2 separate regions of the Mus musculus genome follow, and region 2 is linked to region 1. A link is a loop called in an ENCODE intact Hi-C map of the cell type or tissue named here. Cell type or tissue: gastrocnemius. All regions are shown on one strand. Each heading gives the region's core, and the rest is flanking DNA. Links, peaks and the distances in the headings are about the cores only.

The links. A loop is a pair of places that touch in the nucleus more often than their neighbours do. Peaks named below come from ENCODE experiments on the same cell type or tissue, not always from the same donor. Only the 100,000 strongest peaks of a DNase experiment are listed, where the experiment ranks them.
Region 2: a loop joins it to region 1, with 3 times the contacts of the local background. A loop is called at or near these places in 5 of 42 quality-filtered maps.

The regions. Positions count from the first base shown.
Region 1 is chr1:161,031,421-161,038,460 of GRCm38, forward strand. It overlaps Zbtb37 (zinc finger and BTB domain containing 37), which reads right to left and starts at 3,429. Exons shown (of 5, transcript NM_001356489.1): 1 at 3,358-3,429; 2 at 2,668-2,864; 3 at 385-1,341. The coding sequence starts at 1,313. It overlaps Gas5 (growth arrest specific 5), which reads left to right and starts at 3,181. Exons shown (of 11, transcript NR_166052.1): 1 at 3,181-3,299; 2 at 4,332-4,384; 3 at 4,563-4,594; 4 at 4,788-4,824; 5 at 5,129-5,159; 6 at 5,400-5,432; 7 at 5,868-5,895; 8 at 6,085-6,127; 9 at 6,575-6,617; 10 at 6,805-6,852; 11 at 7,037-7,040. LOC115487643 (a small nucleolar RNA gene) reads left to right here and starts at 3,974; the gene lies at 3,974-4,053. LOC115487678 (a small nucleolar RNA gene) reads left to right here and starts at 4,430; the gene lies at 4,430-4,491. It also overlaps LOC115487638, LOC115487644, LOC115487677, Snord47, LOC115487645 and LOC115487640, and 1 more gene. In gastrocnemius, for the core only: no CTCF peak of the experiment used is centred there; DNase peaks (open chromatin) are centred at 3,562, 4,049, 4,367 and 5,112; H3K4me3 peaks cover 3,686 bases; H3K27ac peaks cover 3,875 bases.
Region 2 is chr1:160,902,880-160,909,919 of GRCm38, forward strand. Rc3h1 (RING CCCH (C3H) domains 1) reads left to right here and starts at 3,532. Exons shown (of 20, transcript NM_001024952.2): 1 at 3,532-3,820. In gastrocnemius, for the core only: a CTCF peak has its summit at 3,332; DNase peaks (open chromatin) are centred at 2,516, 3,451, 3,929 and 4,141; H3K4me3 peaks cover 2,658 bases; H3K27ac peaks cover 3,001 bases.

The DNA of each region.
Region 1 (7,040 bases), core at 1,932-5,931:
GTGCTATAAGGCAAGTCAGACTCCGCAAGGTTACCTACCTGTGTGAGAAACAGCAATGTTACCAGACCCCTGACAATCAGCTCCCTGCCTAGTGCAGAGAGCCCTGGCAATTACTGATCCTAGAGTGGCTGCCGATGCTATTCTGATTCACTGAAGTGGCTAATTTTACCACAGTTTACCACAGTTTACCACAGTTCTCATAACATCGTCAATATTTCAGATCCAGGAGCCTCCTGTGCTGAAAATGCAAGTCTTCTGACATACTTCCAGTCTCCCAAAGTAAGCTGAATAAGAATATCAGGTAAAAAAAGATGCCCTCTGTAACACAGAAAGGTTATTTAATGATGTCTGTACAATAGCTTTAAAAGGAGAAACAAAACTTACCTGTCAACTTCACTGCTGGTTGGCCGAGCTACCTTGGCTCCTGAAGACCCTAAAGTATAACTTTCCTGTCCTATAGAACCATGGCCTGTGGTGTCAATCACCATGGCTGTGACTTCCTCTGCACTACTCCCATCTTCTCCAGAAGGCTGATTCTCTGGCCCAAGCCACTCTTCTAGATTTTCAGTTTTGATGTGCACTGCTCCAAGAACCCTAACTTCGTCACCACTCCGGGCCCCCTGGTCTGCTAGTCCTGTTTCCACATACCACTGTCCTGCTCTGTTGATTCGAAGAATGGGCTCCCGGCCTTCTGCATCAGAACTCTGTTCAATTATCTGAGGACTGGTGGGCTCCTCCGGGGGACTGAGCTCTCGGATATCCAGCACGGCACTGACCTGCCCTCTCCAGTTTCCCTTTGAGGCATTATGCCGTGGACTAAGTGAGCGGTTTAGATTTGGTGTAGCCCTATGAGACTCTGGAGGTCTCTCTTGATGCTTTGTCCTTGTTTGACTTAATTCTGCTTCAACCTCAGCCACATTAATTTTGAAGTGAATGCCCTCTAGGATCTGCGTACATTTGTCTATAATATGCTGCATCTGCAGAAAACTAGCAGCTGTTAGGTAGCTGATGATATCTGCTAGTTGCAGGCATATCCGCCCTGTGTAACAGAAAGAAAGAAGTTGCTCAAAAACAGTAGGGTTCTTGATGACAGAAATGGACACAGTACTCATTTCATTCAAGGACATGTGATCCCGGAAATAAGGGGAGCTGGCAGCCAGTACTACTTTGTGAGCCCGAAAAGCTTGTCCTTGCACATTGACCACAATATCACAGAGCCGGCCTTGCATTCGTAGCTGGTTGAGATGGCTCAGAACAGAGTTGCTGAAGTCGGGGATCTCCAATTGTATGTTCCCACTTTTCTCCATGGTCATGCCTGAAAGCACAGGCAGACATTCAACCCTGCTGAAAGAGCAAAGCACAGTCTTAGTACTAGTTTGACTCCCTTTGTGCTTTTTAGTTCAAACATCCCTACAAATGGAAAATCTTTCCATGAGTGCCAGCTACACATACGTAATTTTAGCGCTTGGAAAACCGAAGAGGCAGGAGAATCATGAGTATGGGCTAAATAAGTGAAATCTTGTCTCAGGGAGAAAAAAAGAATTCTTCATATAGAAAGAGAGATCTTCCTTATGTTTGGATGTAGAAACAGAATTGCCAGCAGGTGTTTTGTTAGTAATAAGGCTGGCCTCAAACTCCTGATCCTACCTCCTAAGTGCTAGGATTACTGTAAGCTGCCGAGCCTGGTACAAGGTATTTTAGATTTCACTGTAAAATGTAATTAACACACAAAAAAGTGACTGCTACACTGCGAAAAATTCAAGCTATGCCCATACTTTATTAGTAGACTATATAAAATAAAGACAGGAGTTCACTAAGAAGGGGCATCAAACACATACAGATTGGGTATAAAGTCTAATATCCTACATGAATGGTCGCTATTATCACTACTTTTCCCCATGAGACAGTGTCCCTCTATATAGCTCTGGATGCCCTATAACTTGCTCAGTAGACCAGACTAGCCTGGAACTTAGCGATCTACCTCCAGGAATGCTAGAATTAAGCCACCCACCAGATATTTGTTTTTGACAGGGTCTATGAAGCCCAGGCTATTCCTGGAACTCACTATGTAGACCATCTGGTTTCTAACTCAAAAAGAGCTGACTGCTTCTGCTGAGATTAAAGAATGCTCGTGTTAGAGGTGTTTGACTACCATGCCCGATTAGGCCCATATTTTTAAGCTTACCAGTTTGAGCTCCCACTTTTTGAATATGGGACTCTGAGGTGACTCTGAGAAACATTCCACAGCCCTGTCAGCATTCAATTCACATGCAGAGAATTTGTGGCCTAGTTGCCAGAGTTAGCAAAAACTAAGTAATACTTTTTCTCCCCAACAAACTTGAAACTTGGGTATTCCAAAGTGGTGATGCTACTTTGACTGGGAAAGTTGGTTTCCCACAGCTGCTGACAAAAATAAAGCCTGAAATTTCACACCACAAAGACTGCAATTGCATCAAATAGTCTTAATTAGTTGAGGGTAGTTCCAGTATACCACAAGGATTTAGGCTCACCGTGCATCCAATGTTTCTCTAAATTTATGAGACTACACAGCACACCAGGAAGTAGTCCGGACAAGCTCACTTTATCACCTCGCATTTACAATACACTTATTGAGTAAACAGGTAAGTGCAAACACGGCTTTCAAGACGCAACTTTAACCAATCTGACCTTTTTCCAAAGCGTTATTGTTTGTTTTGAAACTTTTAATCCATTAAGTGCCTCTGTCGATGCCATCACGAATTCAGATGTTTATTTTGGAGCCTACACCAGCGCCTTTTTTGTTTGCTCTTTCCAGCGATTCCCCAGTGAGGAGGAAGCCCCTGGAGTAAAGTCTTTCTCTAGCGTCGGCACTGAAGGGGCGAGAGCTGTAAAAGGGAGAATCGGGAACGCTGGGGTTGGCCAGTCGGGTACTGGGGAGGCCTCTATCAGTGTCAAGAAGCATGGGAAAAGGGGGACCTGGCTAAGCGAGGAGGTGGCACAGATGCCGGGAAGCTCGACAGGAGCAGAGCCCCGCGGCAAGGGAGTTGCGGGCGCACAGGTGAGGCGCGGGACCGGGAAGGGGGCGGCGCCCCGGGATCGGTCTAGGGCGGCGGAGGTTGCCGGGGCGGGGGTGTGTCTGGGTGTGGCCCCGGCGCGCGCGCGGGGTCCTGAGGGAGGGGCTCGCCAAGGGGGCGGGCCCGCGAGCTCGACAGCCCGGAGCCAAAGGGGCGGAAGGTCGCCGAGTGCTGGGAGGGGAGGTGGGGCAGCGACTGAGCGCCGCAGGAGCTGGCTGCAACCCAGACGCGGCCCGGGAGCGTCGGGTATGAGCTAACGGGGCGGGGGTGCGGGGAACGAGCCCAGTCAAGGAGCAGCACCTACCTCCGGGGGTGGAAATGGGCCGGAATGGGCCGGAACACCGTCCCGGAAGTGAAACCCCCCGCCCCCTCCTCCGGAGCGAGCGACGTGCCGGAAGGAAATCAGTCACCCTCACCCCGCCCCACCCCCAGCGCTTTCCTTGCAGGAGCCCCCTCCCCTCAGCCTGTACTCCTCAGGGAGGCGGAGGGCGGGCCTATCGTGCCCGCGGCAACTCCGCCCTCCGGGCTCTCGGGGGCGTGGCCAGAGGGAAAGTTTTGTGGGCCTGAAGAAGGTGGGGCTTGAGGAGGAGTCTGAGGGCGTGTGAGGGGCGGGGTTTAAGTGGACGCAGCAAGCAGCTTTGCGTCTTGACGTCACGAAGACCTTATATACTCGACTCAGCCGCCATCTCAGCCTTTCGGAGCTGTGCGGCATTCTGAGCAGGTATGCAATTTCCTGAGTATGTTATGGCTTCGGGCCTTGGAGGCTGAAGCACTGGAAGCTGGTGGGATTCCCGGCGCAGCCGGTGAGCTTAGTTCAGGGCACAAGCTGGAAACTTTAGGAGGTTGGTTCTGCGTGTATTTGTGACATAAAATAGCATTGGGTTTTGGTCTGGACACCAGACAAAGACGACTCAGCATGCGTGTTCATGCTATGATGAAGGCTATGTTGGTAGGGACAACTGAGCTTGTTGATGAATACCAACGATTCTGATGGCAGAGCATGCTGAGTCACCTCGTGCACGGTTCAACGGGGGTGGAATGCGAAGCCACGCGGTGTTTCTTTCGCGATCACCATGGGATGAAGGCTTTTGCTAGAGATTGCCAGCAGGCCTTAGTCACTAACAAAGAGGACGATTGCTCTTGGGAAGTACCTGGATTAGAGACTTATATGTAACTGCTGGATATGTGCAACTCAACAGTGCCTATGTGGACGGAGTTCTTTGTAAGACAGGTCCATTTTGTGGAAGTAGAACTACTAAAGATTAACATTTTTCTTAGGAATGGCAGTGTGGACCTCTGTGATGGGACATCTTGTGGGATCTCACAGCCAGGTAACTCAGTGGGGGAGGGGCATGACTAGAACATAATGACCACAAAGCCCATGATGGTATGAGAGTAGTGGACAGAAGGGATTTCTGAAAAACACTTTTCTGAGGCTTTAATTCAGCTACTGGAAAGGGTTTAGTTCCGTGAAGAAGGGGACTGACTGTTCACATCTCTTATTTCCAGTTCTGTGGCAAAGGAGGATGAAGGCTTACGAGGTGAGTACTGAATAGTAATGAGAAGTTAGGTTGAAAGGACAGTGCCACAATGATGACATCATATTTGCTACTCTTGACAGCTGGGGTGACGATAGCTTTAAACCACCATGATTATAACTGAGGCACACAAAATAATGATTTGGGGGCTACTTACAGAGTAAGCAGTTTTTACATAAAGATTCCCCCCCCCCAGGACTCGTCAGGAAGCTGGATAACAGAGCGAGCGCAATGTAAGCAATTTTGTGTGTGCATGTGGTCCCATTACAAGGAATACCCAATGGCAAATGAGCACTAAAGATCCCTCAACCCACACATTGAATGTATTGTTCCCTGAGAGCAATTGTAGATAGAGGAGTGGGTGGGAAGTCTGAAGTCAGGGCATTGTTTCTGCGTATCTGAGGAGGCTGGTTTTTGATATGTGGGAGCTAGTGGTCGTTAACGCATTTACCCCCTATTTGGTGGACTCTGGTTCCCCCATCTTAAGTGCTGAGTCAGGGGCCTAACCGGGCAGCTTTAACTATTTGTTTGTTGTAGGTGCTAGAATAGAAGACCAGAAAATGAAATGGTAAGTCAAACTAAAGGAATTGTAGATGCTAAACAGGCTTGGCTTTGTTGCACTCTGCCAAATACTGGCCACGTGTTCCATCCTGGTCATAGCTGAACACAGCCTGCATGATGACGAACAAATACTGACTACCTGAAGATCTTATTAGCTCTATCTGATGGTGGGCTTCCTTGACATTTATTGTGGGGCAAACTCAAATCTGTTGACTGCATTGAAAAGCTCTTTAATGTTTTTTTCTAGGTGGAGTTTGAGGCTGGATAGACAGTTTGAAAGGTAAGTATTGAAAAACACTTGAATTTGGGTCAGTACAAAGGGACATGCAGAGACTTTGAATCATCAAAACTCCAGCATGCATTGTCTTACGGATGTTTAGATAGGTGTGTTTTGGACAACACTCTGGGTTCTTGTAATGATGTTGATCAAATGTCTGAGCTGAAAATAACTTGTAGACAATTTTTAACACTGAAGAACCTTGTGGCAGGCAACTAAGAATAGTCGAATGATGTTTAGCATATTTGTAAGAGGTATTTTCTTTTAATTCTAGTTAACTGGTTGCATGCTTGTTCATTTGGCTGGCTTGCTTGGGTAAGAAGCCATTGGGGGCCTTGAATTCCCTCCAGTCATTTGCAGTATTTACTGCATAACATTTAGCTTTTGAACATGCATGTGCTACCATCAGTACTAAATGGTGCCTTAAATTTTTTTCAGGTACAAATAATGGTTTGAATAAAGAAAGGTAAGCATTGTAAGTTTGGTATTTACTATATGAATTAAGGTACTGTTAGTGATGATCAATAAAGTTAAACAGATGGGAATCTCTCTGAATAAGATTGAAGATTGATTGTTAAGCTGAAACAGTATTTAAGGACATCAGTAAATATACTTTACAAATACATATTTCTAAACGGAGTGTAATTTCTTACAGGTATTAATGGGTCACCTCAAGTGAAGGCACTGCAAACACAATGGTAAGTCTTTGAAATGTGCATGTATTAGTTACTTTCAACCCCTTCCAAACAAGCCGATACCATGATGATAACATAGTTCAGCAGACTTAACTCTGATGAACAATCATGTCTTTCGCTCCTATCTGATGTATCTGGCTGTAATGTTTTAAAGAGTTTTCCTTGAATAGTATTAGGAAATACAAGATAAGAGTCCCAAGTGATGAGGCCAAAGCCTGATGCTAAGGTGGCATGTGCTGTGCCACTGACTTAACCCAGTAGGACAATTTTATTGTGAAAAATACATAAGTTCCCTAGGGTATGACGATTGAAACTATAAATCTCAGGCCTCTTGGCAAGAGAATTGATGTGAGCCCATGGAGACTAGTGAAGACAACTGAACACTGAGAGAATAGTGTGAAATAAAATGAAGATAAGTAACTGCACTAATTATTTTTAATTTTCAAACAGATTGGTCATTCTGAATTTCCGGTCCTTCATTCTGAATTTCAAAGTAAGTCTGTCACTTGTTTTTGTACAGATTGTAATATAGCTTGTAACCAGTGATGTGATGATTCTGCCAAATGATACAAAGTGATATCACCTTTAAACCGTTCCATTTTATTTCTGAGGTTACTATACTAACATGTAAAATTTAACTACTCTAAGCCAGAGAAGTAAGTCAGTCTTTGTTTTCTTAGGGCTCCTGTGACAAGTGGACATGCAGTGACTGCACCTTTGTTTCTGAGGTGAGAACTGCAAATGCTTAACCGGGAACCTACTCCAGAATACATGATGATCTCACACAACTTGAACTCTCTCACTGATTACTTGATGATAGTAAAAGATCTGATGTTCTGTGTTTTAACAGTTACCATTTAAGTTAAAATTGTAGAAAAGTGTTTAACAGCTACCTTCTGTTGGTTGTTGCAGGTGC
Region 2 (7,040 bases), core at 1,448-5,447, 130 kb before region 1:
ACTACAGTTCTGAGGGAAGTTTTCCCTCACAGAGGTGTTGCAGTTCTGAGAGGGAGCGTTTCCCCAATGGAAGTGTTACAGTTCTGCTCTGAGGGGAAAGGTTTCCCCAATACAAGTGTTACAGTCTGAAGGAAAGGTATTCTGGCAGCAGGGAACCAAAGAATACCACACAGTCACACCATACAACAAACCTCACACAAGAGATTTCTTGGGGAAAAAGGCATGTGGGTGGCTGACGCGGCTCTGGCAAGAGGCAGCTGGTAACTGAGCAGGAGACGGGCTTTCTATAGGGGATAGGCTTTCCAGGGATTTCCAGACTGGTGATTGGTGAGATTTCAAGGAGAGCCCAGGGATTGGTGGGATTTTGTGCTTAGGAACTGGTGGAATTTGATAGGTTTTTAAAAGTGGGCTAGGACCTTTCACCCTACGTAGGTGGACTTGAAATTTTAGTCATCTTGCCTCAGCTTCCAAAGTACTGGGACCAAAGACCTATGCCAACATACCTAGCTGTCTTCATCAATACACTTTTTAAATTTAATTTTAAAAGTTTTGATTGACTGACTGATTTGATCCATTCATTTATGAGTCAAGGTCTCACTGGGTAGCCTTGGCTGGCCTGGAGTTCACTAATAGACCAAGATGGCTAACTCACAGAGATACCCTTGCCTCTGCCTCTTGAGTGCTGGACTGACGGTGTGCACCGCCATGGGGTGCTTTAATCTCCAAAGTTTTGAAATTTAAATTATATGCCCATATAAACCCAGCATACCATCTAATTTAATTTTCTAATTCTTAATGTGAAGACCCTAGTAATGTTAAAACTTAGAAAAATTAGGGGGAGAGAGATTGATTTACTAACTAAAATTTACAAAGAGTTATTAATTTCGGGATAAAATTCACACGAAATTCTTTCCCCTTGATAGATTACCACATCTCTTTTAAATAGACTTGGTCTCGGGGGACATATTGTCTTCTGTATCTCACATCTAGTCTAATTGCAGAATTCAAAACCTAAATGACTCCTCCCAGGTTCATTTCATTAGAAACACTTGTTTCTACAGAGCTGTTCTTCCTTTTCCAACAAGTATTTGCTCAGTTATGTAGTTCAAATAAACTTGGAGGAACCTCTGTATTTAGCTTATTGTTAGTTGGAATAGCTAGCAGAGGTATAGCACTATTCCTATTTTAAGGAACTCTCATTAGGTTGTTTGTAATGGAAGCCGGGCTACTTCCTTTCACCTAAACAGAGAGGTTGGCATGTGTGCCTAGCAACAGCAGCTAAAACTTTGTTGTGGAAGGTTCCCTAGGAGTGAGGCGGGAGGAATGGCAGGAGGAACAGACTATCTGTTTGTCCTAGTAGGGGACTGACCCCTGGTTGTTTGAGGAGGGAAAGGCTTTCCAAGAGATAACGTTTAGATTAGTAACACGCTGGCCTAAACTTTAGGGCTGCTGGAAATCAGGTCCTGGCTTACTGCAAGAACCAGGCTCTTATCTGACTAGGGTATGTTCCCAACTGTTCAGCAGATGACTAAACTGAAGGAGAATAGTACAGAACCTTCTATGTGTTTACTTTTACATAAGAATAATTAGGTTTTATTTAACAAATTAGGCATAGTTAACAACTAGTGATAAATAGAACAATTATAACAACATATTATAAAAATTCATTGAAAACTCATGAATTATTTCTGGAATTTTTCACTGAATATTTTTGGTTTACAGTTGTCCAGAGCTAACTCAAATCATAGAAATTTCAGATAAGTGGGGACAGCTGTATTTAGTAGTTTAAGAGATTACAGATTTAGCTCACTCCAAAGCAGCAAACACAATCAATAAAGGCATGAATAAGTCTAAAAATAAGCTGAAATCTCACCACCATGAAGTTATAATCACTACAAAAAAACCTCTTCCAAGTTCAGGAAAATGTGTGATATTTCAGCTGTGTGAGCTGGATATGCTGTCTTACACCTATAAGCCTAAAGTTAAGAGGCAGAAGGATTTGCAGGGCAGGCAGTGGTGACACAGGCCTTTAATCCCAGCACTTGGAAGGCTGAGGCAGGCAGATAAATCTGAGTTCAAGACCAGCCTGGCCTACAGAGTGAATTCCAGGACAGCCAGAGCTACACAGAGAAACCAAGAAAATAAAAAAATTAAAAATGAGGTGAGAGACGAGCCCGTGAACGTGCTCCAGGCCACCCTGGTCTCAAAGCAAGAGCCTGTCTCAAGAACCAAAGCCTGGCCAGGTATGGCTAGGTGGCCATACCTATAATCTGAGCTCTCAGGGAGCAGAGGTTCAGAACTTCCAGGTCAGTCCAGGCTCCAGGATTTTCTGTTCCGGGAATAAAACAAACCCAGCCAAACCAAAACAACAACAAACAAACAATCAAACACCCACGGGGAAAAAAAAGAAACCAAAACAAAGCCCAAACAAGCCCAACAGCCACCCAGTAATTGTTTCTTGTGAGATGTGGAAGTAATTTGTTTGTTTGTTTTAAATCGATGTTGGTGAGTTTACAGTGAAGAAAGGACAGTCTGGGCATGGGGCCCATGCCTTTAATTCCTTCACTTGGAAGACAGAGACAGATGGAACTCTTGTGAGTTCAAAGCCAGCCTGGTCTACAGAAGAATTTCTAGGATAGCCAAGGGTATATAATAGAGAGACCCTGTCTCAAAAACAGAACAAAAAAAAAAAAAAAAAAAAAAAAAGAAAGGACAGAACAACAAATTCTCTGCTTTCACAGACAAAGCAGGAAGCAGAAGGAGAGCGGGGAGCATTTTATGGTGTTGACTTGAGGACAGTTTTAATGTGAAAATTAGAATATAAATTTAATACTATATAGTATTAGAATTCCGTTTCTTTCGGTTCTCCAGAATTTGGCTAAACCGAATTATGTCGAAGATGTGTGCACACACACCCCACAACACAGGGTACTGGAAAGGGGTGGGATGCAAAACAGATACAAGAGGAAGAGTCCAGAGCTTAAGAGAAACGCCATCATACACACACACACAGACACAGACACACACACACAGACACACACACAGACACACACACACAGACACACACACACACACACACACACACACACACACACACACACACACACACACAAGCGCGAGTGAGGCTGGGGAGAGGTAGCATATAAGAAAAAAGATGCTAGAGTCGAGGAAGAGTCCAGACCTCAGAAAGTGACAAGCTCAGAGGCAGCGCGAGACTCCATAGGAGTGAGCTTACGGGAACCGCCTGGCCTCTTGCCTGCCAGCACCAAAGGCACTGTGGCCACAGGCCAGGCGGGTGGCCCGGGAGGAGGTGGGACAAGTTTCTCCACTCGGGGCGCGACAGCGCTCGAGACACGGGCGGGGCGCGTCGCCCGCTCCCGACAGGGCGTTGGGGCCGGTGACTCAGAGCTTTCCTCCCGGCCCCGCCCTCAGACGACCACGCCCCACCTCGTTAGCCACGCCCCGCCCCGTTGGCCACGCCCCATGAGGAGGAGCCTCGCCTTCATCTCCGCCCCAGTCTCGGGGCGGGCCGGAGTCTGAGGAAGAGGAAGGGGACGAGGACAACGAGCGACGGGCGGCGGAGGACGCGGAGGAGGAAGGGGAGGCCGACCAACAAGATGGCCCCTGCTGCAGGAGCAGCCTCAGCAGCAGCAGGTGGGGGGCTGGAGGCGGCGCTGGCGGTGGCGGCTACGGCCGTGGTCCGGCGGCCTGGGACAGAGTCAGAGTCGATGGTGGCAGCGGCGGCGGCGGCGGCTGCCGCGACGGTGGCGACGGCCGCAGGGACTCGGAGCTGAGAGGAGCTGCTGCTCGGACCAGAGCGGTGAGCAAGTGGCGGTCGGCAGTGTGGGGAGCGGGGCGGCCGCGGCCGAGAACAATAGGCAGCGACTGCGGGGATGGGGCTGTCCTCACCCGCCCTGCGCTCGGGACCGGCCCCAGGGCTTGTCAGTGGCCGGCGTCCTTTAGGCCTCAGGCCTCCGCGTGCCTCCCGGAGGGCCTGCCGGGGTAGGTAGGCCGAGGGGCGGTGCGGACGCCGCCCTGGACGCCGGGAAGGCTGGGGAGGCTGGGGCGGGAGCGGGGGGTTGGGGGGGTCCGAGGCTGACTGGTTCCGAGGTCCCTCGGAGGACAGCGGGCGGGCGGTGAGTTTGCTCGCAGGAAATGTTGTTTGGACCCCTGTCTGTGCGGTGGGGGAGGGAGTAGGCGCCTGTAAACAGCCGCCGCTCCTGCCTAGCTGCCAGGCGTGGCTGCTCCCTCCCCAGCCCCCTTCCTCCCTTGGCCAAGTGGGTTTTAGGGTGTCGGTTTCCCAGGAGTTCCTGGAGATAAACCCTATTGGCCAAGACGAAACCATGTGCAGGTGCCTTTTTCAAAAAGACTATAAGTGTACAACAACAAAAACACACAAAATGTGGTTGTTGGTAAAGGATGGAGTAGTAAGGGGTGGACCTTTCCTAACAAGGTTCTAAACATCAGGTCTCTGTAAACACCACGGTACTCACATCCCAGGTCCGAGGGAGCTAGCCGAAACAAGGGCTCTTTTTGAAGCAGCAATAATGTAACTCTTGACATCCCAGAATAGTCCGTGAAACTGGAAACAAAGCCACTTATTGGCAGCACGGAGACAGATTGTTAAGGTTTGAGCGGAACTTTTCTAACTAGCCATTTTGAATTGTGTACAGCAGAGGCGATATCATTAACCTCTTTGGTATCTGCTGGAAGCACTTAGGACAGAGAAGTGGTTCATCTGTCTCCCTTAGGAGTTCATGTGTCTGTCTCATATTCTAATCATTTTTTTTCCAGTTTGTCCCAAAATTTGGAGAAGATTCTTTTTTCTCTGTTTGAAATTTCATATTTAAAGCCTACTTTCTAAGATTTCCAATACTTTTAGCCTGCCGTTATGCTTGCCTGTGAATCCTAGCACTCAGGAGGCTGAGGCAGAGTATCCTGATTTGACAAGACTTGTATCAAAAAACTAATTCAGCCAACAAAATGCCAGACAATAGAAACTTTTACTGATAGTTTTCAAAAAACAAAAACCAGTTGTGGTTCTGTTTTAAGTGGCTAGGCTTAGGATGAGACACCTCATTTTATGTTAGTATGCTATACTGCAATAATATCTTTATACTTAAAAGTTAGCTATTTCTCCTAAATGTAATTTTTCTAGGCATTTACCACATACATTTTCAAATGGAGGGGGAAGAGGTAAATTTTATTCCATTTTCTACGTGGGTATGCAGAAAAATTATTAAAAAGCTTGAAAGCATTCAAGAAGACTGCTTAATATTCACTTTCAGGATCTATCTAGGGGTCTTTGTGTTTCTTCCTTTCCTTTTATTGTTTTGGAGACGTGGTCTTGATGTAGCCCAGGTTGGGCAGGAATTAACAGTCTTCCTGTCTTAGCATCCTGAATGTTGGGCTGAGTTAATATTAAAAGGAAGGTTGACTTGTACAAAGAAGATATTGCTTGATAGCTTTTGCCAATTTCTAGGGTAATTTCCTAATGAAAATCTATCTCTGACTGTTAAAAGTATTGTTCAGTAATATGAAATTTAATTAGCAGTACTAGTTTCTAATTCTATTGAGGAGTTGATAGTGAATAATTATATAAAACATAAAGTGAGTATAGTAGTATCATAGATTAATATCTGCAAACTTATTTTATGCCTAGTATAATATTGTATCCCTAGTATAATATTGTCATGGATGCTTTGATCTTTTGAATCATGGAGAGACAATTTTTATATTATATATCTCCTGCTAATTTGACTTTGGGGAGGGGAGATGGCCAAGAATTTCAGAACACTTTGTTTTTTGTTTTTGAAGAACTCAGATTGGTAAGTTTTCTTTTCCTAGTGAATTTTATTAGATACAAAGAATCATGTGTATTGTAATGATACTGAAATTCATTGTGTGGCCTAAACATATTAGAAAAAGTACAAACTAATTTATGAGTTTGTAAATTTTAAGTTATAAAAAAAACCTTCATTACTTCATCAATGACTTGTTAATCTAATTTTTCAAAAAACAAAAGCCTTCAACTAAGAAACGAGGGAGAAATGGCTCATGTCAGTGGGTAAGAGTGCTTGCTAAGTAGATATAAAGACTTAAGCTCGAATTCCCAGCACTCCTGTAAAAAAAAAAAAAAAAGGCAAAACAAAACAGGGGGTGTGTCTGTGCCAGGGCTACATAGAGAAACCCTGTCTCGAAAAACCAAAAAAAATAAAGTAAAAATTACAGGGTTAAGGAGTATATATATGGCTATGGTAAAGTGCTTGCCTAGCATTCGTGAGGGCCTGGGTTCTATCCCTAGCACATAAACCATTATCATCATCAACAAAAAAACCAAAGCTGTGGCTAGTGACTCTTAGTACTGTAGAAGTAAAAGCAGGAGGATCACTGCAAGTTTGATGCTAATTTGGGATACAGAGTAAATTCCAGATGAGTCTAGACTAGAATGAGGCCCTGCCTCAAGGAAACAAACAAACAAAATATGTATGTATGCATGTGTGTCTGTGTATAGTGTCTGAGAGCATATTCTTAAAACTGTTTATCTACTCCTTCTCCTCCTGTTGCATTAGTGGTTGCATTGTTATCCTTACTTCACATATACAGAATATAGAGTTAGAAACAGCTAAGTCAATAGCAAAAAGATCACATACTTAGTAGATAAGAGTGTACTCATACCTACATCTTCTGATACAAAGTAGCTGCTTTACAGCTACTACGTGTATCATTATTAAACCTAGAAGCATCATTCTGTATTGACAGTTTTCTTTTCCTGCTGTGAATGTTTTATAGCATTGTACTTGACCCCTATTTCTGTTACTTGTACAATGCCAAATACTTATATGGTCAAGAAGGTATAAATCTGAATCCTTAAAAAAATGCTTTTTTTGTTTGTTTGCTTTTTAAAGCAGGTTCAAATGCAATGACATATGAACATTCATACTTTTTATCTTCAGTTTTTTATTTTATGTATATGAGTTTATGTGTGTACACCATTCTGATCCTGCAGAAGTCAGAAAAGTCTGTCAGATCCTCCAGAT